Linked DNA regions of Homo sapiens: regions 2, 3, 4, 5 and 6 are each linked to region 1. Evidence: chromatin contacts called from ENCODE Hi-C or POLR2A ChIA-PET data. All regions are on one chromosome and are shown on one strand. Each heading gives the region's core, a stretch centred on a gene start or an enhancer-like site at or near the end of the contact. The rest is flanking DNA. Distances are from core to core; before and after follow the strand shown.

Region 1 (4,005 bases), core at 1,185-3,684:
CAAGCTCCTTTTCCCACTGCAATTTCACCAATAACTTTAACCATGAAAGCTTAAACAATTATCAAACAGTACTAATTAGCAAAAGATCACATGAAATTGGCTTCCAAAATATTTTGTTAGCCTAAATTTTTGATGATTTATGGAAATACTCAAATGGAAATAACCCAGCCACCTAAAGATCTATTATAGAACTTAACATGAAGCACAAAATTACTCATGGTAACTGAACCTGTTACCTTTCTTGGATGCTTCTCTAGAAACTCAGTTCTACCGAAATCACTGAATCAGCATTAAAACCTTTTGATCCAAATCACTCCTACAAAATGTCCATTTACAATTTATGCTAGAGATGGAAGGGACAGCTCATAAGCAGGAGTGTAGAAGCAACAAGCATTAAAAAAAAATAGTATAAGTGGAAAATGAACTACCTATTGGCACTGTCCTATGAAGAATCAGAATTATAGAGCACAAACTCCCCACCCTCCCTCACCCTCCTCCAACACACAAAGAGGAAGATATTTCAGGAATAAAATTCGCTCTAAACCAAAACAATAGCTATTTTCAGATTCTATTTATTTACATGGTCTACCAAAATCAGTTATGTTGCTGTATCAGATAATATTTACTTAGACCATCAACTTCAATTGGCATTCTTGAAAAAATAATCATTAAAAATAAAAGCCTGGATCCACACTTTACTTTTAAATAATAAAGAAAAAAATTCTTAGTTTTGAGGTCATCAGTAAATTTCTCAGAAGACTTTTTCATTATTTAAATTTCTCAGAAGACTTTTCCATTATTCAAATTTCCGTTACAGTCATGATTTAACATTTGGCTTATTTGAAATTATTCGGGCATAAACTAATCATTAAACAGCTATAACTACTGACCTAGATTCTGAAATCTTGATAGAATACCTGAGGCAAAAACAAATAAATAAATGCAAAATAAAACAAAAACAGTCTTACTTGTCCCATTGGTGGCCCTCCCATAGGGGGCATCATCTGCGGCATCATTCCATGAGGTACAGGAGGCATATTCGCTCTCTGACCCATAGGGTGCATTCCCATTGGGGCATAATGCATGCCAGGGTGCCCCATCTGAAAAACAGTGAACATTTTTAAATGAGCAAATAATACTAAATGCTTCTCAAAAATCTCATTTCAACAGATCAGTTATCTGAAGCGACATAATATTAAGCTTATGTGTAATAACATCATTGGATTAGTCTATACCTTGTTTCAAACAAAACGCATTCTGCTAGTATTTAAAACGAGCTTGCAAATTCCGTAAAAAAATGGGAAAAGTTAAGATGAATCCTGGACCGCTGGATCATAGGTTTTCTCTCTCTTTTTTTTAAGCACTGACTTAACCAGCTACTAATTGGCTTGCTAAGCTTGGAGGATACACATTGAATACTAATTTTAAAACTGTTATGGTGAAAACAACAACTCTCCTATTTCATGCAGATATAAAAGATAGCCAGCTATTGTTATTTTATAACACTACTGATTTTAAACTTTAAAATGCTCTATCCAATTAACTCAGGTGAGAGTCGGTCTTACAAAACACAAACAGTATGGCTACCCAGGCACAATTCACTCCTAACAAACTTATTTCCTAACATAACCTTTAAGACAGGTAAAATTCCTTCTGCCAAAAATACATTTTCAAAGACTGAGGTTCTGTCACTCACGGACACTAAATGCAAACAACTAATTCATCCTTTTTAACGCAGTTTAAAAAGACAACTACTTTCTTTACCGATGAGTCCATTGTTCTATGTTTTAAATTAAAACCACCTAATTATCTCCTGCCAATTGTCCCAACAGTTCCCCCTGCAGACCACCCCGACGACTAATGAAAACAAATTTTGGCAGCCGCTGTTAAAGTCTTACAGTATCAAGCCCCTGCCTCCCCCTCCCAGCTAAAATCGGGCCTAAAGCTCCAAGACGCTCACCCCGCCCAAGAGCCAGCACCTTCACCACGCATCTGTCTAGGCCAAGCCCACGGGGAACTTCCAGGGTCTCACATCCTTCTCTTTGTGCATTTCCACCCTCCACTTCTCTCCCTCAGAACATATCCCACCATCTCGAGTTCTTCCTTCGTCCACTCTTATCTTCTTCTCCTTTCGGAGAAAGCTTCCTGTTTCTCACTCCGTTTTTCATTGTGCCGCCTTCCCCCTGCCCCACTGATCCCTTACCGAGGGCCGTCTCCTCAGGAAGCCGTCAGCAGAGACCCAAGAGCCGGAGCAGAGGCTTGAGCCGGACAATCTCCGCTCCCCGTCCCCAGGACCCTGCGAGGGAGGATGGCTCTCCATTTCACTCACCATGAGGCCTCCACGCTCAGCTCCCGTCCCCGGCCTCATCGTCGGGCTCAGACTGCTCCGCCGGCGGCCACTGCCGCTACACATACCAACAAGAAGCGATCTGAGTGGCTGGCGCCCACTGGGGCTAAAGGTTAAAGGCTGCCCTGCGCTACGGGGCGGGATCAGCGGGGCCAACAGGCTGACGGGCTTCCCCGCTGTCCAATCAGAATGCGCCGCCGACACGCAGCTCTGCGGCGATTCGCCCCCAGCCTCAGCCTCACTCGGCGTCGCCTGCATGGGGGGGGGGGAGGAGGAGGACGGAGGAAGTTTCTGCGCCGAGTCCTCCGTCGGGAAAACTCTACCAACTTCCCCAGGGGAAGGGAAGACAACAGTGTCCCAGCTTCCCGAGCTTAGACCGCCTCACCCCGTAGGGGGTGGGGCAGTGGGGGTCTGCCACCTTCACCCTCCCCGCCCGAGTTACGTACGCCCCACAAACCTGAGGCCGCCAGGGGTAGGGTGGAGGGGGCGGGGGTAAGCAGCCTGTAGTGTTAGCGGTGGCTGGGACCGAATGCGCGCGCGCGGTGCTCGAGGCGGAGGGGAGGAGGCGGGGAAGGCGAAAGGAGGGGTTCGGAGGAGAGGGTTCGATCTCCGTACGCACCAGGTGGAGAGCGCGCGCCTGGGGAAGGAGGCGTGTCGAGTAGCGGGAGGGAAGTTGTAGTACGGGTGGGGAGAACCACACTAAAGGGAGATGGGGGTGAGCAGTTAAGGAACCGCGAGAGCGCCAGGTAGAGAGGTGCCCTTAATGGGGGAACCTGGAGAAGAGTGTGAGCGTAGTGGGGAAGAAGGGAGAAGACAAATAGGTTCGGGAATGTGTCTCCGAGGGCGCGAGCGGGCGCTAGGACCCGGCGTCGAAAAGATGAGGCTTTGGGGCTGTCGGGGCGCGCGCTCCCGTTGGTGACGCGGGGGTGGCGGAGGTCTCCGGCCGGGACGAAGCCCCGCAGGGAGTGGATACTCGACAGCCTTCGGCCTCCGCTCGCTTCTCCCTGCGCGCTTTCCTGCTCCCCTTTCCGGCTACAGCCCTGGGGTCGAGCTCTGGTCGAAGCGCATTCCGCCTCTCCTTTGGCCCTGCGGCTTCCTTTGCAACCCGCCGCCCACCCTTGCTCTCCGTGGTTTACCCCTGGGCTCTGAGGCCTGGTGGTAGCGGCCACTGCCGCGGATTGGCTGTTGCGGACCCGGGGCGGGGCAGGTGGGAGAGGCTCGTTCTCCGCGGGTTTCGTTGTGTTTCGCGCCATGTCGTTTGCTGAGAGCGGGTGGCGGTCGGCTCTGCGGCGCCGCGGTCCCGGCACCCCGGGCCCTGTGGCTCGGCCATCGTATTCCTCCTTTACTCAGGGGGACAGCTGGGGTGAAGGCGAAGTCGACGAGGAGGAGGGATGCGACCAAGTGGCCCGCGACCTGCGGGCGGAGTTCTCGGCTGGGGCGTGGTCAGAGCCCAGAAAGCGCTCGGTGCTCCCGCCGGACGGGAACGGGTCGCCCGTTCTGCCCGATAAGCGCAATGGTATCTTTCCCGCGGCCGCGGGCAGCAGAGCCCAGCCTCGGCGGTGGCCGGTCCAGGTCCTCTCTATTCTCTGCTCGCTGCTCTTCGCCATTCTTCTCGCCTTCCTCCTCGCCATCGCCTACTTGATCGTTAAAGGTATTGA
Region 2 (4,005 bases), core at 446-2,945, 9.6 Mb after region 1:
ATGTTGAAACTTTGATTAAAGAAAAAGGGTGTGTGTGTGTGTGTGTGTGTGTGTGTGTGTGTGATTGCAATTTACCCATTTGGGCTAAGACTAAATGGCACAAAGTGTAATGTAGGGCAAAGATTGGAAAACTTTTTCTCTAAAATGCCAGATAATAAATATTTTTGGCTTTAAGGGCACACAGTCTCCATCCAATTGCCTTTGGAGTAGAAAAGCAGCCACAAGCAATATGTAAACAAACGAGCATGACTGTGTTCCAATAAAACTTTATGAACACTGAAAATTAAAAATTGAAAAATCTGAAGACCATTCTTAGCCTGTGGGCCTGAAAAAAACAGTAGCAGGCTTGATTTAGCCCATGGGCCGTAGTTTACTAACCCCTGCTCCATGGAACTACATTAAATAAGAAAAACATTCAACACTATCACAAGCTAAATTCTTAGCTCTGCCACTGTTTTTCCTGGGAGACCTTGGACAAATTATTTAACCTGCCTCAGGTTTCTCATCTGTAAAATGGAGTTAATAACATTAGGAGCCTCAGTGGGTTACTCTGAACATGAACTGTAGTAATACATTTTGAAAATGATACCAACTGCACATAGTAAGTGTTCAATAAAAGTTACCTGTTAATACACATTACGATTCTAGAGTTAACTCCTTTTTACTTCAGTGAAAACATTAGAAAAGTAGTTCTTTTGTGTTTAAATTTTTAAAATTGTCTTAAAGTGCCTAGATGTTGTCTTCTCAAAGGAAGAAACTAGATTTGCCCAAAGAGGTCAAGCACATTTGGAAAGGGGCAAACGCACAAGGAAGCCTGCTTTGCAAAATCTGCCTAAAAGGCTAGCTCCATCTGAACAGACACCTACCCGGTTTCTGTCTTCAATTGTCAACAGTTCCTCCTCCATGCACTTATCCAAGACGTCTCTAACTAGAAGCTTGTCCACCAGAGTGGGCTGAAGGAGGTTCAGCAGTTGGAGATATTCATCATGAGCGTTCTCAAACGATGGAGAGGGCAAGTCCGTGAGCTCAGGGTTCATGTAGCGGGCGGCCAGAGGGCTGCCGGTTCTCCGGAGGGCCTCCACGAATTCCCGAGTCCAACCAAGGTGCCAGACTCCCTTCTCCAAGGTGCTCAGCAGCAGTTCAACTGCCTGCATGTTCCCGGAGGTGGCGACTGTCCTCTGAATCTGCTCCTTCACCTCTGCAGGCAGAAAGGTCAGGTAGTCCAGCACAGGCTCCACCTGGATGTACATTTTCACCCTGGCCCTGAAGCACGAGATGAGATAGCGGAAATTCTCGTCTGTGGAATACCCATTCGACATCTTTCTTTCTCAGAGAAGGGAGAGGGTTCTCCCAAGCAGATGGTGCTGTTGTCTGCGGGACAGGTGAAATGTGCGTGCCGCTGTCCGCTGCCCACTTAGAGAAGCAGGGTCTACCGCTCTGTGCCTGACAATGACGAGGTTGTCCACAGGGCTCTCAGGCCGGCGCGCGGGGCTGCACTCGCACCTGGGCAGGTGGGCAGGCGGGCAGGTGGGCAGCGGGGCGGCGCGCGGGGCCGCGGCAGGCAGGTGCGGCCGGCAGGCGCGGCACTTTGGACTCTGCGGTGTGCGCCTGGGGTCCCGGACCGGGGCGATCCTGCTGCACACTCGGGTAGGAGCTTTGAGTCCAGCTTTCTGTCAGGCAGTTCTTACAGAGTTTGCCTGACTTTGGTTTCTGTTTCGATTCTCTTCTCAGGACTTTGTAAACGTAATCTGCCTGGCGGGGAGGGAGTTTCCTCAGGGAGACGCCACCTTTTGGTCGGGGCGGGTGAAGAGAGGAGGCCTTTGGTTAAGGACACCGCGGGAAACAGAAAAGGAAAGCGAATTCTCTCTGACACCAAGACCAACGCTCTAGCAAAGCTCCTCCGGCGGATATTTTGTTTTCCCAGCAGGTTCTGCCTTAACAATAAGGTCCTTTGTAGGCCAAAATGTGCAGGGCATAAAAGCATGTGATTTGGGACTTTCCAAAGGGGAAGTGAACAGAAACTGCCACAGACCCGGACGTGAACAGGGAGTTACCCTCGGCTGGTGAATGTAGGCAGGCCTGGCTGAGGGTGGTGAGACTGCGAGGGACAGGTGAGAGATGAAGCTCAGAAGACATCTTTGCAGAGATGTGGAGAAGACAGGAGGAAGTCCTTCCTAAAATAAACCTGACCTCCTGTGGGTTCCCAAACACTAACTTGTTTCCCTGGGAATTTGGAGGTGGGTTCGAAAAAGTGAGTAACAATAAACAGTTAACTTTACTGCCTCATATTTAGATTGCTGGTATTTATGCAGCTTTGACCAGGACCTGGTAACAGATGTGGATGGACTTGAACCACCAACTCAGCTTAGAAGGAAGCCAAGACTTAAAGTTTCCTAGATCCCAGCTTGTAAGTTCCCTATATTCTTTAATATACAACTTTCCTTTAATAAAACAAAACAAAAAAATCCCCCAACAACTTATTTTTGATATAGCTGCCATTCTTTTCTTGGATTCAATACAGCAAGTTTTGGCTGGAGCAGCTAGGAACTTAATTAGCAACTAATGTACCAACTTGTAGTAAACATCAACATTTGTCTATGTCATGAGAGAAAAAAAACATATTCACACTGAAAAATGGCAGCTTCATTTTGGTACAGAAGCCACATAAATGTGAGTCCTTAAGGTTACTACTCATTCTGAAGGCATTCTGTAGCCACATGTGACTGTGGGTGGTAGGCACATACGCACCATAACTAGAATCTCATGGTCCAGAATTATATAAAGGATGGAGAGATCATTTAGGTTATCAAAGAGACATATTTAGGAAAAATAATCTGTTAGCAAAGTACATTCAATAAAGTCTGTGTAGGCCAGGAAAACCTGATAGTGCTTTGAACAGGATAATAGAAGTACAGAGTCTTGGTGAGTGTTTACTAGGGGCATACAAAATATCCAAATGAGCACTTTATGGTAACATGTCTTATTTTATTCTCTAATTATCTTATGTAGCAAGGCTTTTTCTACCCCTGAAGGATTGTAAGCTGCTTGAAGAAGGGATATATTTACATAGTAACTAGTACACTACTCACAACTGGTGGGCTCTTGATGACATCTCTCCTGGGAGTTGTATTTGAGTTGACCATAGCAGCTGGCATAATGTTAAATACACTGAAAGTTGAAGTAAATGAAACCTTGGGCTTGCAGGTAGGCCTGATTTATACTGTTCTTTTCTGTTTCTTCACAGAACCCTACTCCTTTTTCACTTAATTTTGGGAGATGACCTTGTACCCAGATAGAGGATAATCCAATTAGATGTTTCTACAAAAGCACTCAAATTATTAATTTTAAGTATTGGGTCTATGAAAATATCTTTTAAGGCTGTTGCAAAAACATACTCCTATCCCCCAGCTGCCAGTGGGTTTTATTCAACATGTTAAAGCACAAACTAACAAACCAAAAAACATTCTTTTTCCTGGCACTTATCCTTCTGTTTCTTGGTTTCAAACATGGGGGAATGAGAAGGGGTTGCTGACTGAATATGGGGAACCAGTTAATGTTATTTTCTTCATACCACTTAATTGTTGCTCTGGAAGAGAAAGGATCAAATGTTTGGTATTTGACCTGTTCTCAAATAATAAACATTTAAACCAAAGATATTTAAATATTTGGCATTCAAATTATATCATTCATTGTATCATCTAGTCATTTAAAATATGTTTATTAAGTATCTATTACATGACCAGCACTGATCTAGGTGCAGTTAATAAAATTAACAAAGCTCCTACTTTTATGGAGTTCACATTCTAATGGGAGTGGGAAGATAGATGGTAAGTAATGACTAAAAAATATGCAATGTGCAGGTGAGGATAAATGCCCTGAAGACCATAGTAAATCTACATAATAATGTATATTACAGTTTCACAGGTTGATTTCCCAAATAGTCATCCTCCTCTAACCCTATTAGCATCACATAATACCCAACAATAACAATTCATATTTTCTCAC
Region 3 (4,005 bases), core at 601-3,100, 7.2 Mb after region 1:
GGGCTCCTTCAGTGTTTGGGTAATAGAGGCCACCTGCACAAGCCTAGCCGTGCACATGTGACGAGGTGCATGCCATCACCAGCATCATGAAGCGGACACTCTTGCCAAACAATTGACCCAAATGGCTGGGGGTTCAAAATTCCAGTGCTTCCCCAAACAAGGCCACAAGTCTGCTCTGAGGGTGAGAGAAAATCGATCAGAGTAGCTGCTAGGAGTAAGGAAGGATACAGGATAACAAAACCTGTGGGGACCTAGCACAGGGGGAACAGAGTTAAACCTGGTGCTTTTTGCTTTGGGTCAGTGATAAAGGGCAGTGATTGCAGAGATTGCAAGAATTAGGGAAATCCTGAAATTTGTGAAGGAGATAAAAACAGGACTGAAGCAGATGTCGATGGGAACCAAGAGGTTAGTGATTGAAAAGTTAGTGCATTTTCACTGTAGTTAGTTGCTGCAGTGAACTTTTCCACCTTGGATTGTGGGGCAGGCAGAATAAATTATCAAGGCAATAAAGGATCTTATTTTAAAGGATTCTTTTGGTAGTTCCTAGCACACAGGGTCAAAGGAGAATAGAGAAGTGTGACTCAGAGCAGGGTTCATTTCCAGGTCCTTGCTGTAGATAGGATGATGCCATTCACACTCTGAGAAATCTCTTCCCATCGCTCTCCGAAGGAAGTCTAAACCAGATGGTAACTTAGCTTAGCTGCAAAGAAAATAAGAGCCACCAACAATTTAATGTTTTTCAAACTGCCTGGACAATCTTTTCCTTCCTCATACAGGCACGATAACAGAAGTGGCCGGTGGAGGGTGGCCCATTGAGTGCCCATGATGCAGTCCAACCAAGAAACAAAGTTCTCTGCACACCCCTCGCCCAGGCAAAAAGAGAAAGTAAAAGCAACCGGTTGCTGCCAAGGGGTGTGGTGTGGTGGGGCTGGCACTACCCTGAACATCAATGAAGGCTGTCTGTTTCTGGTCCTGCTTCCGCAGTGAGAGGCAGCAGGTCCCCAAGCAGGCGACCTGCCCTTCACCGTGAGGCTGTCAGCCTTGGGGGAGCGGGGTCATTTGGAGCTGATAAACCAATGAGAAGAAAGGTTTGTTGCTCTAGGCGGTGGGTGAGGGCATCATAGCTGACTCTTGGTCTTGGTCACTTTCGGAGGAGATGGTTTATTTAACCTGACTTCCTTCCTGATGCGCACCGTAGGCGCAGTGAAATCCGGGAATCGTGGGGAATCCTTGGCGCTGTGGGTGGAGGCTCCTCTTGGCCCTGTGGCCAAGGTGACCAAGGGCCGAAGGAAAAGCGAGAACGGGAGGGACGGGACGCAAGAGGGCAGATGGGGAACCCCATACTCCAGCAACATTATATAAGAGAGGCGACGATGGAGCAGCGCACCCGGCCAAAAAAGCCTCCGTGCGCCTACTCTACGGTGCACCGCGTCCCCTCTGCACCAGAAGGGCCCTGTCCTCCCACATCCACCGCGCCCTCCTCCGGGCCCCCGAGGGCACTGGGGCGCTTCCTCTGCCAGACCTCCCCTGCGACTCACTCTTCCGGCTCCAGAGCCCCCCCGCCCCAACAGCAAAGCAGCCGTGACCTGCCCCAGGGGCGCAGCCCTGCCCCAGGCTGGAAGGCAGCAGAGCTGTGGCGTCGAGGCACCCAGCGGACTGCGGGGCTGGCGTGCCCGCGGTTACCTGCGCGGCCAGAGGGCTCCGCGAGATCGAAGAACCAGAAGAGCAGCATGAGGAGCCCCGCCGGGCGGCGAGGGGTCGCCCAGCCTGTCCTCATCCTGAGCTGGCGCAAGCCTTCCGGCCGGGTCCTCGGGCGCACGCGGCTCCCGCCCCGCCTGCTGAGCGCGGCCTGCCCCGCCCGCACCTCTGTCTAGGCCTCTGGGGGCGCCCCGGCCCCGCCCCCGCCGCCCTCGGCCAATCAGACGTGCGTCTCCTCGGCCCCGGGGCGGAGCGGGCCAGGTGTGGGAAATGAACAGGGCTGGGCGCTAGATACCTGCGTGGGGTAGGACCCGCGAGGAAGAGGTACGTGCGGATCGGTGGGAGAGCCAGGCACCAGACAGGCTCCTGCACTGGAGGGTTCGGTCCCCGCCTCTTCATCAGCCAAGCTGGGGAGATGCGGCCCTTACTGGGACTTGGCACCGCCCTGGTGGGTGGGTTCTATCAGTTTAGAACCTTGGCCTCTGCCTGGCGCACTGTGGTCAGGGACGACTTCTCCATTCCAGCCTGGACTGGAAAGGGACCCATGATCTCTTCTACCCCGGAGGAGGAAGTGAGCACCTGCCCTGTGGGTGGCTGCGGCCAAGCCTAAGAATTCAGTCGTCCTTGGCAACGTCTTGGGTATTTTGACAGTGCAAACAAAGGTGGAATAATGGTACACTGCAGTTCTACCCATAGTTGTTAAAGAATTAAAAGCAAGAATTACTAGAATGACCAAACGACACTTCCAAGGATGACTTATGCTTTATAAAAAGTTGACCTTTGCGAGTAAGCTCTTTGCTTAATAATTTAATGATAATAATAATTAGCTGGTAGAAATGTAGAAGTCTGCATGCAGAACCAGAAATTTCATGTCCCACTCACTCTCTTCCTGTGGACACTGCTATCATTATAAAGAGGCCAAATTCTTAATGACCTAAGTTGCTCAAATGTGAATGTTTTATACTTTTAAATCTCGTCTTTGCTGAGCACATAATGTGTACTTGAGGTGGCCTCCATCCTTGTTGCATGAGGATGCAAAGACCTAGGTTGCTCTTCCTGACTCCCACTGCCAAGGTTTCACAGTTGGCTCCCAAACCTGCTCTGTCCTCTCCCCAGGGTCTGGCCTTTCAGTTCCATAGATATAGTGAGCACCTGCCATCACAGGATCTGGGCACGCCATGGAACAGAAGGACAAAAAGACAACATCTCTGCCCTCCCCTGAATACTGGGGAGACTGAGGCACTGTGATGGATAATATTGTCAGCTCGATTGATATGAACGAATGCAAAGTATTGTTCCTGGGTGTGTCTGTGAGGGTGTTGCCAAGGAGATTAACAGTGGACTGGGAGAGGCGGACCAGCCCTCAGTCTGGGTGGGCACCATCTCATCAGCTGCCAGCATGGCTAGAATAAAAGCAGGCAGAAGTTGGAAGGACTTGACTGGCTGAGTCTCCTGGCCTTCACCTTTCTCCCGTGCTAGATGCTTCCTACCCTCGAACATCGGACTCCAGGTTCTTCAGCTTTTGGACTCTTAGACCTATAAAAGTGGTTTGTCAGGGGATCTCTGGCCTTCGGCCACAGACTGAAGGCTGCACTGTTGGCTTCCCTACTTCTGAGGTTTTGGAACTCGGACTGGCTTCTTTGTTCCTCAGCTTGCAGACAGCCTATTGTGGGACTTCACCTTGTGATCATATGAGTCAATACTCCTTAATAAACTCCCTTTCATATATACATGTATCCTATTAGTCCTGTCCCTCTAGAGAACCCTAATACAGGCACACTCAGTGACACAGGGCAGAATGAATGGGGAAACTCTGACAAATGTTGAGGGAAGGCAACATCTTAGCTGGGTCTTAAAGAATGGGTAGGAATTTGAGCAGGCACAGCTGGTGGGAGAAAACCAGTGACAGGGCAGAGGCCAGAAAATGCAAGCAGAGTCAGAAGACAGTCCAGAGTCCAGGGTAGCTGCCCTGCGGGGGGTGTGTCTGTGAGAGAGATCAAAGTGGTTGTGGTGGGGGCCCCAGTGGAAATGACAGCAGAAAGGTGAGTTGTGTCTGTTTTGTGAAGGGCCTTGAATTTATTCTAAGGCACAGATGGTGGGAAGTTCTGAGTAGGAGAACCTGCCACTGACCTGATCCCCTCTGCCTCTGTGGCTGCCTGCCTTTCTTTCTGATCCTGCCCAGCTTGGAGCTCCTTGAGGGCAGTGGTCTTGCCGTATTCATTATCACATCCTCAACACTGGGCACAGGGCCTGTCCCAAAGTCAGCTCTCAATAAATGTTAGTTTAATCGATGGATGGATTCCTAGG
Region 4 (4,005 bases), core at 1,080-3,579, 7.0 Mb after region 1:
TTACCTATTCACATCCATAATTCCTAGCAAAATGTCTTTTTTTTTTTTTTGAGATGGAGTTTCACTCTGTTGCCCAGGCTGGAGTGCAGTGGCATGATCTTGGCTCACTGCAACTTCTGCCTCCTGGGTTCAAGTGATTCTTCTGCCTCAGCCTCCCAAGTAGCAGGGACTACAGGCGCCTGCCACCACGCCCGGCTAATTTTTTGTACTTTTAGTAGAGACAGGGTTTCACTGTGTTAGCCAGGATGGTCTCGATCTCCTGACCTCGTGATCCACCCACCTTGGCCTCCCAAAGTGCTGGGATTACAGGCATGAGCCACGGCGCCCGGCTGCAAAATGTCTGCAGCATAGCAAAATCTCAATAATTATTTATCACTCATGATAATTACCTGAATACTAAAATCAGAGAGAGTACATTAAAAAGAAACACAACGAACCATTCTTAAATAATAAAAACATATTCATCAGTGGTCTTTATTTACTAGCACCAATAAAAAACTAGAAGCTCTGTTTAGCATAGGAAATTGGTGTCATACTCACTTTATAATATCATCAGTGCTGGGTGGGGACAAAGCCATAATCTGCCAAAATCTGCACCATCCTTGCCAGGTTTGGGAGTTCTGTAGAGTAGTTACCACTGCCAGGTCTGACTGCCATAGCTCAGGAAAAGGGTGCAGTCATTTCTCTTAGCATAATCTTGAGAAGATGTCTAAGAGACCTATGTAATATTAAGTCACAGAAAGAAACAATATTATTGGTGGTTTAGACATGGAATGTAATAGCTAACAATTACGGAATGCTTACTTGTTTCAGGAACTGACGTGTTATCTCATCTAAACAATGCTACAGAGCATGGGTACTGTTATTAACCCCGTTTTACAGGAAACCTAGGTTTAGCAAGGTTAAGGAATTGCTTGAGATAACAAAGGTAGTAAGAGGCAGGGGTGGAATTTGAAGCCATATAGTCTGGTTCTTCAGGGTGTATACATCCGTGTATCTATAACCACAATGCTGCAGGGGCACTCGAACAGGCTGGAAAAGAATTATTTTTCTTTAAAGGGCAAATTAATTTCCTCAAAAGTAATCTCTGTTCACTTTATCCCATACCAGATGCTTATTTTCATTTCATATCCTAAAAGTTAGATTGGCACTTACATGCCAACTTAAAATACCTTTAAGTCTTTAAAATTTATAGTATTTTAGAATTTATCATAGTGAAACATGTACAGTCTGTTAGTCCCCAAGACAATAAAATAAGGATGATAGTGACTGATACTCCATTCCCTTCCGATGTAATGACAAACACGTAGAAACACTGTGTTTCATTTATTGGAATTATTTGGATCCAAAGGATTGCTTTTAATACCTTAACAAAATAGGTCATTAAAAAAAATCAAGTGCCTTTCAGTATTCTTCCAAGTTTCAATAACTGATCTTTTCCATTAAAAAACTTTTGATTCATTATTCCAAATCAACATATCATCTAAATATTTACACATAGTTAGATGTAGCTTTTCCCTAACCTACTCCCTTTTATTTATTAGTACTCATTTACATCTTAGTTTGCCACATTTACAGTTCTTTGAAAGTTTCATCTAATATTCACCAGACCATTCACCTCACAATTTTCCTCCCTCTTTCTAAATAGGTGAATTTGTTTACTGCAAAATCGATGGCTACGCTATTAAAGGTTACTATCACGATTTTAAAAGACATGATCACCATCATTTACCAAGATTCTTACCACAAGGAAATGATCACAAGGTTGGACAAACAGGCTCCAACTCTTAAGGGAAAGGGCTTGCAGTTAGATCACACAGGGCGGGCAGGGAAGCAAGCGGGGAGGGGTAGGTCGGAAAAGGCAGTGCTTGATTCAATTCAACATTCACTGCGCCACTTACCAAGAGCCAGAAAAAGAAAAAAAAAAAAAAAAAAAGCCAACCAGCTGGGCGTTATTTCGAGCACGGGGCCCTGCAGGTGGGCCTGTGGGCGGGGACCCGGCGCCCGGGAGGGAAGGGGCTGGCTCAGAGACTATAGACGGGCGGGGACCGCCCCGGCCCGGGCCTCCAGCGCCCGGCGCCCGCACACTCGCCAGCCCAGCTGCCGGCACGCCGGCCAGCCAGCCGCTGCCGCTTACCAGTGGCGCCTCGCTGACTCCCCGGGGGCAGCTCTTCAACGGTTCCCGCAGTCAGAGCACCACCCCGCGGTGGGGTACCTCCAGCCCGCCCGCAGCTCTCGGTCCCCGCCGCGCCGCCACTCTCGCGAGAAGCCAGGAAGTCCGCGAAGTGGGGGGAGGAGGAGCAGGGAGGGGCACTTAACGGTGGTGGCTGGTTCTGCGCCGGATCCGGGAGAGGGGCGGGCGCCATTGTGCTTCGCTGCCGACTGCATTTCCTCAGTCACGGGCCTAGAACTCCAAGGAGAAAGGCGGCGGTGCGTGTTGCTGCGAGTGGGACGCGCACTGGTCGGTGCCGGCTCAGGAGCCGGGGTAATGAGCTGCGGAGCTAGTTCTTCTCCGTCTTGGGCGCTAGTTCGGGACCAGGCCGCGAGTGGGGGAGGGGAGGAAACGAAGAGGCCTGGGGACGCGGAGGCCGCTTCCTCTCAGGATGAGGTGGAGAAGCTTGGTCCGGGGCCACCGGGGCCAAGGGGCCACAGCGCAGGCCTCCCTTGCCAGGGGCCTTTGGTCGGGTGGTGGAGTTTGTGGCGGGTGCAGGGGACAGATTGTGTGTCTTCCTCAGGGACGTGTGGCGGGTGACGGGAAGAAGCCTGAGCCCTCCTTTGGCGCGGGGCGGCCTCCTCTTGGGCCGTGGGGCGGGGGGTCTTCGGAGCCCTGCGGGCCGCGGGTGTCGCGCGTGAGCTCGCCGGTGAGCGCGGGGCAAAGGCGGGCAGGGCTCCGGCTCGGCCAGCCCGGCCTCGAGTCGAAGTGACTTCGGTAGCCCCTTAGATTCGGCCAAGATTGTCTTATTGGTAACGTCAGTTTTTGAATATCGTGACGCCCTGAGAGTTATTTTTGTGTTGTGGTGAATTGTGGGTTCTGCAACTCGAAGTAGGTGATTGTATTAAAAATGGACCTGTTGGCCTAAGAAGTAAAAATATAGAAGGCGCCGGGAGTAGGAAACTCCCTCATTTTGGTGAAACTGCGTATTGAAGATGTGTGTCCACCCCCTCACCCCAAAATGCTGCACTTAATACTTTTTCTCAAGTACCAAAGTAAATATATTGGGAAAGTCTATCTGGGTAATAAATTCGTCACGACTAATGTTGTTTGTTACTATTAGTTAAATGTGTGAAAACTGAAATTTGGCGAGGTTTTCTCCCCCATTTTGTAGGATTGATTAGCTATTTTTCTGATTACATGTTATTTTAAATCTCCACCTTTCTGTCCAGAACCAAGATGTAGGATTAAAGATGAATTTTCGATTTAAAAATCCAATAGTATACAGTTATTAAGAAGGCACACATGTAGTGTAACTAGATCTTTTACTTGAGGTAGCAAAAAGTTTGTTTGAGAAATGAGGTCAGTATAATATTTTTATTTAACAGCTCTACAGCATTTTGGGAGACAGGACTGGTGCATGAGGCAGTAGCACCAGACTCAGAAGACCTGGGTTTGAGTCTTGATTTTTGCCATAGTTATTTAAGTTCACGAGATTGTCTCAGAAACATGGCAGTTAATTTCTAGAGAGGATTAAATTTGCTGAGGTGGTGTGTGAAGCAGTCACTAGGGGACATAATACTAGTCTTGGTTTTTTTCCAAGTTTAGTGCTGGGTCAGGTGTCTTGAATTAAGAATTCCTACTTATTCAAGTACAAATGATTTCTTTTTTCTGCCACCTGGAAGAGGGCTATTTTCCCAGATAAAGCACGAGGATGCCCAGGTTATGTTCTACATGAAGGTGTCAGGTAACGAACTTGGACACAAAAGTCATCCATGACTCTCATGTAGCCAATTTTTAGTCCGCTCCATACCCACCTTACACAACTCTTTTATCTGCTCTATGTTCAAGAA
Region 5 (4,005 bases), core at 431-2,930, 5.2 Mb after region 1:
ACCAAAAAAAGCATGAATCTCGTCACCGTACAGAGTTGGTTATTTTCCTCCTTTCTGCTTAATGGCTATGATCTTGGGCAAGTTATTGAGTATCTCTGAACCTCACTCTACTCATGGGTAAAAAAGATAATAAGGCTTACTTCAGTTTTGGGGAGTTACTGAAATAGGTGTGTAAACCAGCTGGCACTGTGATTAGGTGCTCAATGGTAGCAGTTCCACCATTATTCTTTCCATCATGGCCACTCTGCACTGTAGTCTCACCAGAGTCACATGACTTTTAAAATAAAGTGTTCCTGTGAGAGGAGCCACAAGGAGGCTGTGGAAGTGGGAGTTGATTCTTGGGTTTAAAGACTTTTTTTGGTTTGTTTTTGTTTTTGAGAGAAGGTCTTGCTCTGTTGCCTAGGCTAGAGTGCAGTGGTATGATCATAGCCCACTGCAGCCTCAACCTCCCGGGCTCAAGCAATCCTCCCACCTCAGCCTTCTGAGTAGCTGGGACTACATGTGCACCATGCCCAACTGATTTTTGTATTTTTTGTAGAGACGGGGTTTCACCACATTGCCCAGGCTGGTCTTGAGCTCCTGGACTCAACCAATCTGCCTGCCTCAGCCTCTCAAAGTGCTGGGCTTGCAGGCATGAGCCACCATGTCTGGTCTTTCTCTTTCTGTCTGTCTGGCTTGCTTGCTTGCTTGCTTGCTTGCTTGCTTGCTTGCTTGCTTGCTTGCTTCCTTTCTTCTGTTCTTCCTTTCACTGCTTCTCTTTTTTTTTTTTTTTTTTTTTGACAAACTCAGTCATAAAGTCTTTGGTGAATGAAAAAGAAAGTGAAAGATTAAAGGGAAGAGCAGTAACTGAAAAACAGGTGCCGTGGTGCACACTTGTAGTTCAAGCTACTTGGGAGGCTGAGATGGGAGGATTGCTTGGACCCAGGAGTTCGAGGTTGCAGTGAACTATGAAAAAAAAAAGATCACTGAAGATGGATCAGAAATGGCAGATTTATAGACCTATGTGAGGCAAAAAAAGAATGGAAAGAAAAGGAAGGAAGGAGGCCAGGCACAGTGGCTCATGTCTGTAATCCCAGCACTTTAGGAGGCCGAGGCTGGTGGATCATGAGGTCAGGAGATTGAGACCATCCTGGGTAACATGGTGAAACCCCATCTGTACTCAAAATACAAAAAAATTAGTCGGGTGTGGTGGTAGCGCCAGTAATCCCAGCTACTCGGGAGGCTGAGGCAGGAGAATCGCTTGAACCCGGGAGGCGGAGGTTACGGTGAGCCAAGATTGCGCCACTGCACTCCAGCCTGGGTGACAGAGTGAGACTCCCTCTCAAAAATGGAAAGGGAAAGGGAAGGGAAAGGAGAGAGGAAGGGAAGGGGGAGAGAGAGGAAGGAAGGAAGGAAGGAGGAAGGAAAGAAGAAAAAAAAAAGAGGTGATGAGCTGTAATCTCTAGTCAACAAAACCTGACTAGAATGTTGCCTGAGAACTTCTATAAAGGGTCCTGCAGGTTTTTTGAGGAATATGGGTCGGGTGGGGAGTAGCCCATCCTATGGAAATGATACTACTGTTCATATAACTGTTGCCTCTCAGCCATCTAGACTGCTGTTTGGGTGGGCGGGATGGAGAAATACTATTCTGTTAAAACTAAGAGCTTTGAAGTGGAGACAAACACAATCTGGTAGTATCACAGAGGCATTATTCACCCTGATGACTCACACTCTGGCTCCCACACAGCAGAGGCAAGAAGTAACATTAGTGACCTTGAAGATGTTGGCCAAGTATAGACCCAGCATTAAAACCTGAGTTCAAATGAACGTGTGTGTGTGTTTGTGTGTGTGTGTGTGTGTGTGTGTAGAGAGAGACAGAGACAGAAAGAGAGACTAAGAGAATACATGTTAAAGAGAATGTATGGTGAACAATTCTAAAAACCAGTATAAAAACTTCATATTGAAAGAGCTAACTCAACTAAATAATAAGTACTTACAAGGAAATAATCATTATGTGAGTGGGTCTCAGCTCAAAGCATTGATAAAGTTGTTCAGAGCGAGAACATTTAAAAGCATCATTGTTAGTGAGGAGGTAAATAGGAAACCCAGTCCCTATTCCTGGGCTCAAATCTCCCTCATCATTTCCATTCATCATGACTCTTTATGAATCCAGTTTGCTGAAAGTAATGTTTTCTGTGTTCCCAACCACACACTGCTCTATGTTCGGAGCCCTACAGACAAAATTCAAACAGATGCAGTCCCCAGGCCTTTGACAACATGCAATAGAAAGCAGACAATAATAAAAGAATGCATCGGAACCTACAGATGTGCAGGCAGCTGCACAAATGGCAAACAGAGTCATGACCTTAGACCAGATGGTCCCTGTGGCTTAGTAAAAAATTATCAACGTAGAACCCAGGCACAGTTTCAGGTTGATAGAGATAGCTAGTTCCTGGAATTGTACATTGAAACCTCAGAGAAAAATAAAAGCAAAACCAACCATGAAGTCATTTAAAGCTGACGAGAAGAGAGAACTTTAGGAGTTATGTACTAAACAGCTAGAATAGAAAGGGTTTCCAGTTACGGAGTTTGCCACATGGAAAAACCAGGGGATGATAGTGGAGCACACCATTGTAAACAGTGAAGAATCTCATTGGTCACCATGTTTGCATGGACAAAAGAAGAGGACTGGAGTGCAAGGGCTGTAGAGGATGGCTTAAAGGTAGACTTGAGACAAGTGTACTCAGAGTTTGTTTCTCGTTTAAGTTTCCAAAGGTTTTATGGTTATGTTTCGGGTTATATTTGTCCCTCAGCATTTCTTTTTTTTTTCTTTCTTTCTTTTTTTTGAGACAGAACCTCTCTGTGTTACCAGGCTGGAGTACAGATGCGCAATCCCGGCTCACTGCAACCTCCACCTCCCAGGTTCAAGCAATTCTCCTACCTCAGCCTCCCAAGTAGCTGGGACTACAGGCACATGCCACAATGCCCAGCTAATTTTTGTATTTTTAGTAGAGACAGGGTTTCACCATTTTGGCCAGGATGGTCTCGATCTCTTGACCTCGTGATCTGCCCACCTCGGCCTCCCAAAGTGCTGAAATTACAGGCATGAGCCACTGCACCCGGCCCTATTTTTTTTTTAAAGTGTTTACCTTTCATGGGTGCATATAATAGTTACAGGAAGTAAGGTGTGGTTTACTCAGAATTCATAACTATAATTAAAACAACAACAACAAAAAACCTCTTAGGATCTTTTCTCTGCAATTAACAGTAGCCCAACTCAAAATAGCCTAAGGAGAAAAGAGACTATCATAAGAAAATCCATGTGTTTCCCAGACTCCAAGAACTGGAATGTAGGTGGGTCGCACTTAACCACACTTAAATACCACAAGCACTCTCTGTCCATCTTTTGTCTTTGTTTTGCCAGTTGGCTTCCTTCTTTGCTTGCTGCCAGCTAACCTGCTGTAGTGTTCATGCGTGCACATGGGAAACACAACTGCCAATAGGCCACATCTTATGTTTCTTCCTTTTCAAACAGCAGCAAGATTGACCTGAGTCTTAGTCTAATTCCAAACTCCTGGGAAAGGGTTAAGATTGATCCCATTTGGGTCAGGTAGCCACCCCTGAATGAATTAATGGTAGCCACTGGGTCACAATGTATTAACTCAGCTCCCATCGCTGCCATATTTGTAAACATGTGGAGGGGACAGTTCCTAGGAAAGAATGGTACTGACTAGACAAAGGGTATTTATGTATCAAGATGCTTTGGGCTGGGTATTTATTATGTCACATAACAAAAAGTCTTGCCTGCAATTTAATGAGTCTGAGATTCAAGTCAATGCAATTTAACCAGTACTTATTGAGCACCTACTAAGTGCCAGGCACTGTTTTTGGTGCTGGTGATGTATGAGTGAATAAAGCAGGCAATAATCTCTGCCTTCAGGGAGCGTATATTCTATGGTTGGTTAATTCAGTGACTCAGGAGCATTAACAAGTTCTCAGATTTTTTGTTTGTTTGTTTTAACTCTG
Region 6 (4,005 bases), core at 499-2,998, 5.2 Mb after region 1:
TGAAATTTCTTAACACCACCTTTCCAGGAAGAATTTTTTTGGGGAAAAGGGAGGTGGTGTCTATTTTTTGCCACCGCCTTCCCTTGGGCTGTCAGAGCAATCTGCATCTCTGGGACAGGATTCTTTAAAACCACTGGGTTATGTCTCAATTCATGGGCCTCTTCTCAAAAATATGTAAAAACATGTATGGAACGGGCCCCTTTGCCCATCATCTAACTCTTATCATACATCCCTCAAAAAAGAAAGAAAAGCCCAATAAAATTGACAAGTCCATTGTATTACCTTGCTGCCTCTCTCCAAAAGCCAAATTCATGACAACTTTTTAACCAAGACTTTTCTTCTGTTACTAAGTGGAACGTTTTCTTCTCTAAGTAGCTTTTCTCCCATGCAAGCAGCGTTCAAATCTCCAGGGGAAAGGAGGGGTGGGGAGGGGGTGGGAGACTATCTGGCACAAACTGGACAGAGCCGAGCCAGTCTAGAACCCGACGGAAGTTACTGAATCCAGCGGCCCCAGAGGCCCACATCTCTTCTTAGTGCGCCCGAGGTTCTAGCCTCACTGTTTTGGTTACAGTGTTGAAGGAAGGGTTTTAAACTTGGCAAAGTACCGTGCAACATCTGTAACCACATTTGCCTTCTGGGGATCGGAAGATGAATCCCACATTCCTGGCTTTGAAGCTTTTTGAAACTGCAGCTAGGAAGAACCGAGGGAGGGAGGGAGTTGAGCAGAGTTTATTGGCTGTCTCTCCAGCAGAAAATTCCTCTTGGAAGAGATGGATATTTTGAGGGTGGGGGAAATTCGCCTATCTATCTCCTTACTCTCTACAAGCTCAGCTAGGAAGGTAAGCCCCGTGGCCCCGCGGCCAGATCGATTTACAAGTCAGAGTCGCACACCCTGAAGGAGTTCACAACACACACACACACACACACGCACTCACACACACCCCAATACAAACCTGAGACCCCCGCTCCACGCCTCTGCCCCCCCACCCCCCATATCCCACCAGCAGTTCAGGCCCAAAGCAAGACAGTTTTGTTCCGCGGCTGCTTCCCCCACGGAGAGGGGATCAAGCTTGGGGGAGAAAGGAATGAAAGCGAGGGGGAGGCACCGCAGACGCCCACCCTGCCACCCCCGATCCCTGCCTCTTCTCCCGCTAGGCTACCTCCTCCCTCAGTCCTCCCGGCTCCAGCAGGCGCGGCCGGCGACCTGCGCTCACCTCGGGTCCCGCCGCGGCCGGGGGCTGAGCCGGGGGAGGCGGAGTGCGAGGCAGCCGGGCGCTGCAGGTCGGCGCGGCGCGGGGCGGCGCGGGGCGGGGCGGGGCGGTGCAGCCGGCGAGGGAGCCCGGAACTCTGCGGGGCCGGGAGCCGGGGGCCGAGGGCCGGCCCAGAGCGGCGGCGGCTGCGGTGGCTGCAGCGGAGCGGTGCGTGGGGCCGGGAGCTTCCCGGCCCTGGGGCCGGCGCGGCTGGCCGAGGAGCAGGCTGGCAGCGGCAGCGGCGGCAGCGGCAGCCACCCGGGGGAAAGAGCCGGGGGAGGGCGGGGAGGCGGGGTGAAGAGGAGGAGGAAGGGGAGGAGGGCGGGCAGAATAAACTTCCCGAGGCGCAGAGGCTCGGGCTGGGAGCACGACCGCGGGCGGGGCGGGCGGACCAGCTGGGCTTGCCCCCGGGGGCGGCGGGGGAGACCGTCACAGAGAGTAGAAAAGTTCCCCCTGCGCCGAGGGGGAGGCTGCGGCGGCGGCGGCGGCTGCAAAGAGCAGGAGCCGGAGCGGGAGGAGCGGGAGGAGGAGGAGGAGGAAGTGGCTGCGGAGCGCTCGGCCAATGAGTGTCTGGAGCTGTGATTAACCAGGCAGCAACACATCATTTCCTCCCGGCGCGGATCCAGGGAGCCGGGAGGGGAGAGAGGAGGCGGCGGGGCGGGGCCGTCCCCGCGCCCCCTGCAGGCGCCCGGCCGAGGGCGAGCCCGCCGAGCCCCGCCGAGCCTGACCGCGCCGCCCCCGGCGCGCCTGGCGCTGTCTGGCCGGTCGCTTGGCCCGGGTGGAAGCTATGAGCGCGCCGCCAGCGGGGCTCCTCGGAGGCGGCGGGGCAGGCCCGAGCTGGGCTCCTGTGGCCGGGGTGGGAGGAGAAGAGGCCGCGCGGCACGGGTGAGTGCCCAGGTAGGCGCGGGCGGGGCCGTCTGGACAGCTCCCGAGGGCGCGCGGGGCAGGCGGGCGGACGGGCGGGCATCCCGGGCCCGGCGACTGCGGGCGGCCACCTACTCGAGCCCTGCATGTCAGACTTGGGCTGGATTCTCAGAGAGAAGCCTTAGCATTCTCATCCAGGCCATCTCTGACCTGCCTTCAGATCCCCTTCCACTTTGCTCATTTCCTTGCAAGGTCTAGGGTTATGACAGAGCTTGCCATGTTCGCCTTTGGCTTCCTTAGTAACAGAAATAAGCATGGAGGGGCTTCTGCAGTGATCTAGCCCTGTCCTAGGCGCCATGGGAGCTTACAGTGGAAATGCAGGAACATTCTCCGCTGCAGAGAGTCTGATAACCTCGGTCCTTAGATACACAAAAACACCCCAGTGTGCTAATATTACCCAGAGCATCAAAAAGGCATGCAAGGATCAAATTTTGCATGGTTCCTGCTGAGTGTAAAGGAAAGCACTAAGCCATTTTCTCTGCCCTCTAGAAGCTTATAATGTACAGTCCTATCACAAAGCAGAATAAAAACATGAAACCTATAAATGGGAATGCCATAAAGTATTTTTATCTCTACAGGTTCATTCATGCAGAGGGCATTTATTGGGTGACTGCAGTACTGCAAAAGGTTGCAAAGGAAATGGAAGATCTGGTCCCTGCAGGTTGGGAGTTTACAATCTAATTAGAAATACAAGGCATATATACGTGAAAAAACTAGAATCCCCAGCTGTAAGCAAAAGGATGGAGTAGGTGGGAGCATTTTTTTCATAAAGAGAGCTTTGTACCTGTATGATTGGTGAGGAGCAGGAGAGGCAAGTTCAGTACCAATCAAGGCAAGAGCACCTATATGTATCCCTGCTCTATAGAATGATGTAACAGGGCCCTCATTGTCACTTGGCTGAAGTGTCAGCTCTGCCACTTACAAACTGTTTTGAACTGGGGCACATTTTTAACCTAAGAAGGGAATACAGGTTGTCTCGTGAGGTGGTTGTGCAGTTCAAATGAGATTACAAACGTGAAAGCTTGTGAAGCTCAATGATGTACATTCATGGAGTCCTCATTGTACAAACTGGCCCTTCTTGGTAACCTTTAGAGTTCCCTCCCAGGCTGTAAGCTGCAAGAGGGCAGGGACCAGGTCTGATTGTATTCATCATGTATCACAATGTTTAGCAGAAGGGTTCATGTGGGTGTTCAATAAAGTTTTGCTGAGTAGGTAAATAAATGAATTAATGAATCCTGTTATGCTCTGAACAGTTCCTATTATTTGTTCCTTAAGCAGTTCCTTCAATAGTGGTCTTATTGTATGGCTGGCTCAGTGAAAAACACTCTAACTCAACCTCCTGTGACTTACTAGTGTGCCAGGAGACTGGGAGAATTCTGGATGGTACTGTCAGAGGCATTCAAACCAGAGAAACTCCATTTTGAATGAGGGCTAGGAAAATGAGACTGAGACTGGCTGGGCTGCATTCTCGGGAAGTTAGGCTTTCTTAGCCTCTAGATGTTTACAGCTAAGGGAACAAATTAATAGTGTTTACTAAACAAACCCAGACTTGGGAGTGTCCAGATATCCCGATATCTGGAGAACAAAGGCATTCCTAATTTTGCTTTAAAGATAATATTGATTCTTGCAAAATATAGTAATTTATTTATTTATCACAAACTCTTGTAGCAGAGCACATCTCCCTATATATACGAGCGATGTACCTAGCATGGAATCGTTCCTCCTCTTACTTTCGGCAACATCCTACTTTGTCTATGGAGTAGGTGTCCTTTCACCACTTTGCTTTCTTAATAAACTGGCTTTTACTTTACACTGCGGACTCGCCCTGAAT

The links. A loop is a pair of places that touch in the nucleus more often than their neighbours do. ChIA-PET counts read pairs that join two places held with the same protein, here RNA polymerase II (POLR2A). Pooled maps may share reads with other maps.
Region 2: a loop to region 1 is called in a map with no recorded cell type, with 11 times the contacts of the local background. The contact joins the promoter of IFIH1 here to the promoter of PRPF40A in region 1. A Hi-C loop is called at or near these places in 1 of 37 single-sample maps with no recorded cell type and 2 of 50 pooled maps. POLR2A ChIA-PET finds 5 or more read pairs at or near these places in 3 of 52 experiments (CD4-positive, alpha-beta T cell, GM12878 and activated T-cell).
Region 3: a loop to region 1 is called in a map of B cell, with 11 times the contacts of the local background. The contact joins the promoter of LY75 here to the promoter of PRPF40A in region 1. A Hi-C loop is called at or near these places in 3 of 168 maps with a recorded cell type or tissue (B cell, CD4-positive, alpha-beta T cell and naive thymus-derived CD4-positive, alpha-beta T cell) and 8 of 50 pooled maps. POLR2A ChIA-PET finds 5 or more read pairs at or near these places in 1 of 52 experiments (GM12878).
Region 4: a map of CD8-positive, alpha-beta T cell shows a loop between it and region 1 (10-fold over the local background). The contact joins the promoter of MARCHF7 here to the promoter of PRPF40A in region 1. A Hi-C loop is called at or near these places in 5 of 168 maps with a recorded cell type or tissue (B cell, CD4-positive, alpha-beta T cell, CD4-positive, alpha-beta memory T cell and 2 more), 2 of 37 single-sample maps with no recorded cell type and 11 of 50 pooled maps. POLR2A ChIA-PET finds 5 or more read pairs at or near these places in 3 of 52 experiments (B cell, CD8-positive, alpha-beta memory T cell and OCI-LY7).
Region 5: a loop to region 1 is called in a map of naive thymus-derived CD4-positive, alpha-beta T cell, with 7 times the contacts of the local background. The contact joins the enhancer-like site here to the promoter of PRPF40A in region 1. A Hi-C loop is called at or near these places in 2 of 168 maps with a recorded cell type or tissue (CD4-positive, alpha-beta memory T cell and naive thymus-derived CD4-positive, alpha-beta T cell) and 7 of 50 pooled maps. POLR2A ChIA-PET finds 5 or more read pairs at or near these places in 1 of 52 experiments (naive thymus-derived CD8-positive, alpha-beta T cell).
Region 6: a map of CD8-positive, alpha-beta T cell shows a loop between it and region 1 (5-fold over the local background). The contact joins the promoter of ACVR1 here to the promoter of PRPF40A in region 1. A Hi-C loop is called at or near these places in 2 of 168 maps with a recorded cell type or tissue (CD8-positive, alpha-beta T cell and naive thymus-derived CD4-positive, alpha-beta T cell) and 5 of 50 pooled maps.

Annotation. Positions count from the first base shown.
Region 1 is chr2:152,715,027-152,719,031 of GRCh38, forward strand. PRPF40A (pre-mRNA processing factor 40A) reads right to left here and starts at 2,435. Exons shown (of 26, transcript NM_001365597.4): 1 at 2,204-2,435; 2 at 969-1,100. The coding sequence starts at 2,413. It overlaps ARL6IP6 (ARF like GTPase 6 interacting protein 6), which reads left to right and starts at 3,594. Exons shown (of 4, transcript NM_152522.7): 1 at 3,594-3,998. The coding sequence starts at 3,599. RefSeq lists enhancers at 2,135-2,434, 2,983-3,688, 3,155-3,224, 3,245-3,334, 3,565-3,764 and 2 more and a silencer at 2,835-2,934.
Region 2 is chr2:162,316,989-162,320,993 of GRCh38, forward strand. It overlaps IFIH1 (interferon induced with helicase C domain 1), which reads right to left and starts at 1,696. Exons shown (of 16, transcript NM_022168.4): 1 at 867-1,696. The coding sequence starts at 1,319. It also overlaps a transcript of GCA not described here. RefSeq lists a silencer at 1,491-1,580 and enhancers at 1,611-2,160, 1,729-2,928.
Region 3 is chr2:159,902,906-159,906,910 of GRCh38, forward strand. It overlaps LY75 (lymphocyte antigen 75), which reads right to left and starts at 1,851. Exons shown (of 35, transcript NM_002349.4): 1 at 1,684-1,851. The coding sequence starts at 1,777. LY75-CD302 (LY75-CD302 readthrough) reads right to left here and starts at 1,851. Exons shown (of 38, transcript NM_001198760.1): 1 at 1,684-1,851. The coding sequence starts at 1,777. RefSeq lists enhancers at 763-812, 863-912, 1,133-1,182, 1,323-1,402 and silencers at 1,583-2,042, 1,812-2,053.
Region 4 is chr2:159,710,177-159,714,181 of GRCh38, forward strand. It overlaps MARCHF7 (membrane associated ring-CH-type finger 7), which reads left to right and starts at 2,330. Exons shown (of 12, transcript NM_001282805.2): 1 at 2,330-2,430. It also overlaps a transcript of BAZ2B not described here. RefSeq lists silencers at 1,779-2,288, 2,809-2,928 and enhancers at 1,905-2,571, 2,339-2,618.
Region 5 is chr2:157,897,036-157,901,040 of GRCh38, forward strand. The region is part of intron 1 of LOC105373714 (a long non-coding RNA gene); the gene reads left to right. Among named protein-coding and RNA genes, the nearest start is that of ACVR1, 23 kb to the left of the region's middle. Within about 2 kb of position 1,681, at least 6 of the 41 ENCODE cell types and tissues checked have a DNase peak (open chromatin) inside an H3K27ac peak, as active enhancers do.
Region 6 is chr2:157,874,582-157,878,586 of GRCh38, forward strand. ACVR1 (activin A receptor type 1) reads right to left here and starts at 1,749. Exons shown (of 11, transcript NM_001111067.4): 1 at 1,215-1,749. It overlaps LOC105373714 (a long non-coding RNA gene), which reads left to right and starts at 2,003. Exons shown (of 2, transcript XR_923518.3): 1 at 2,003-2,135. RefSeq lists silencers at 1,221-1,430, 1,521-1,570, 1,581-1,800, 1,861-2,100, 2,121-2,310 and an enhancer at 1,696-1,990.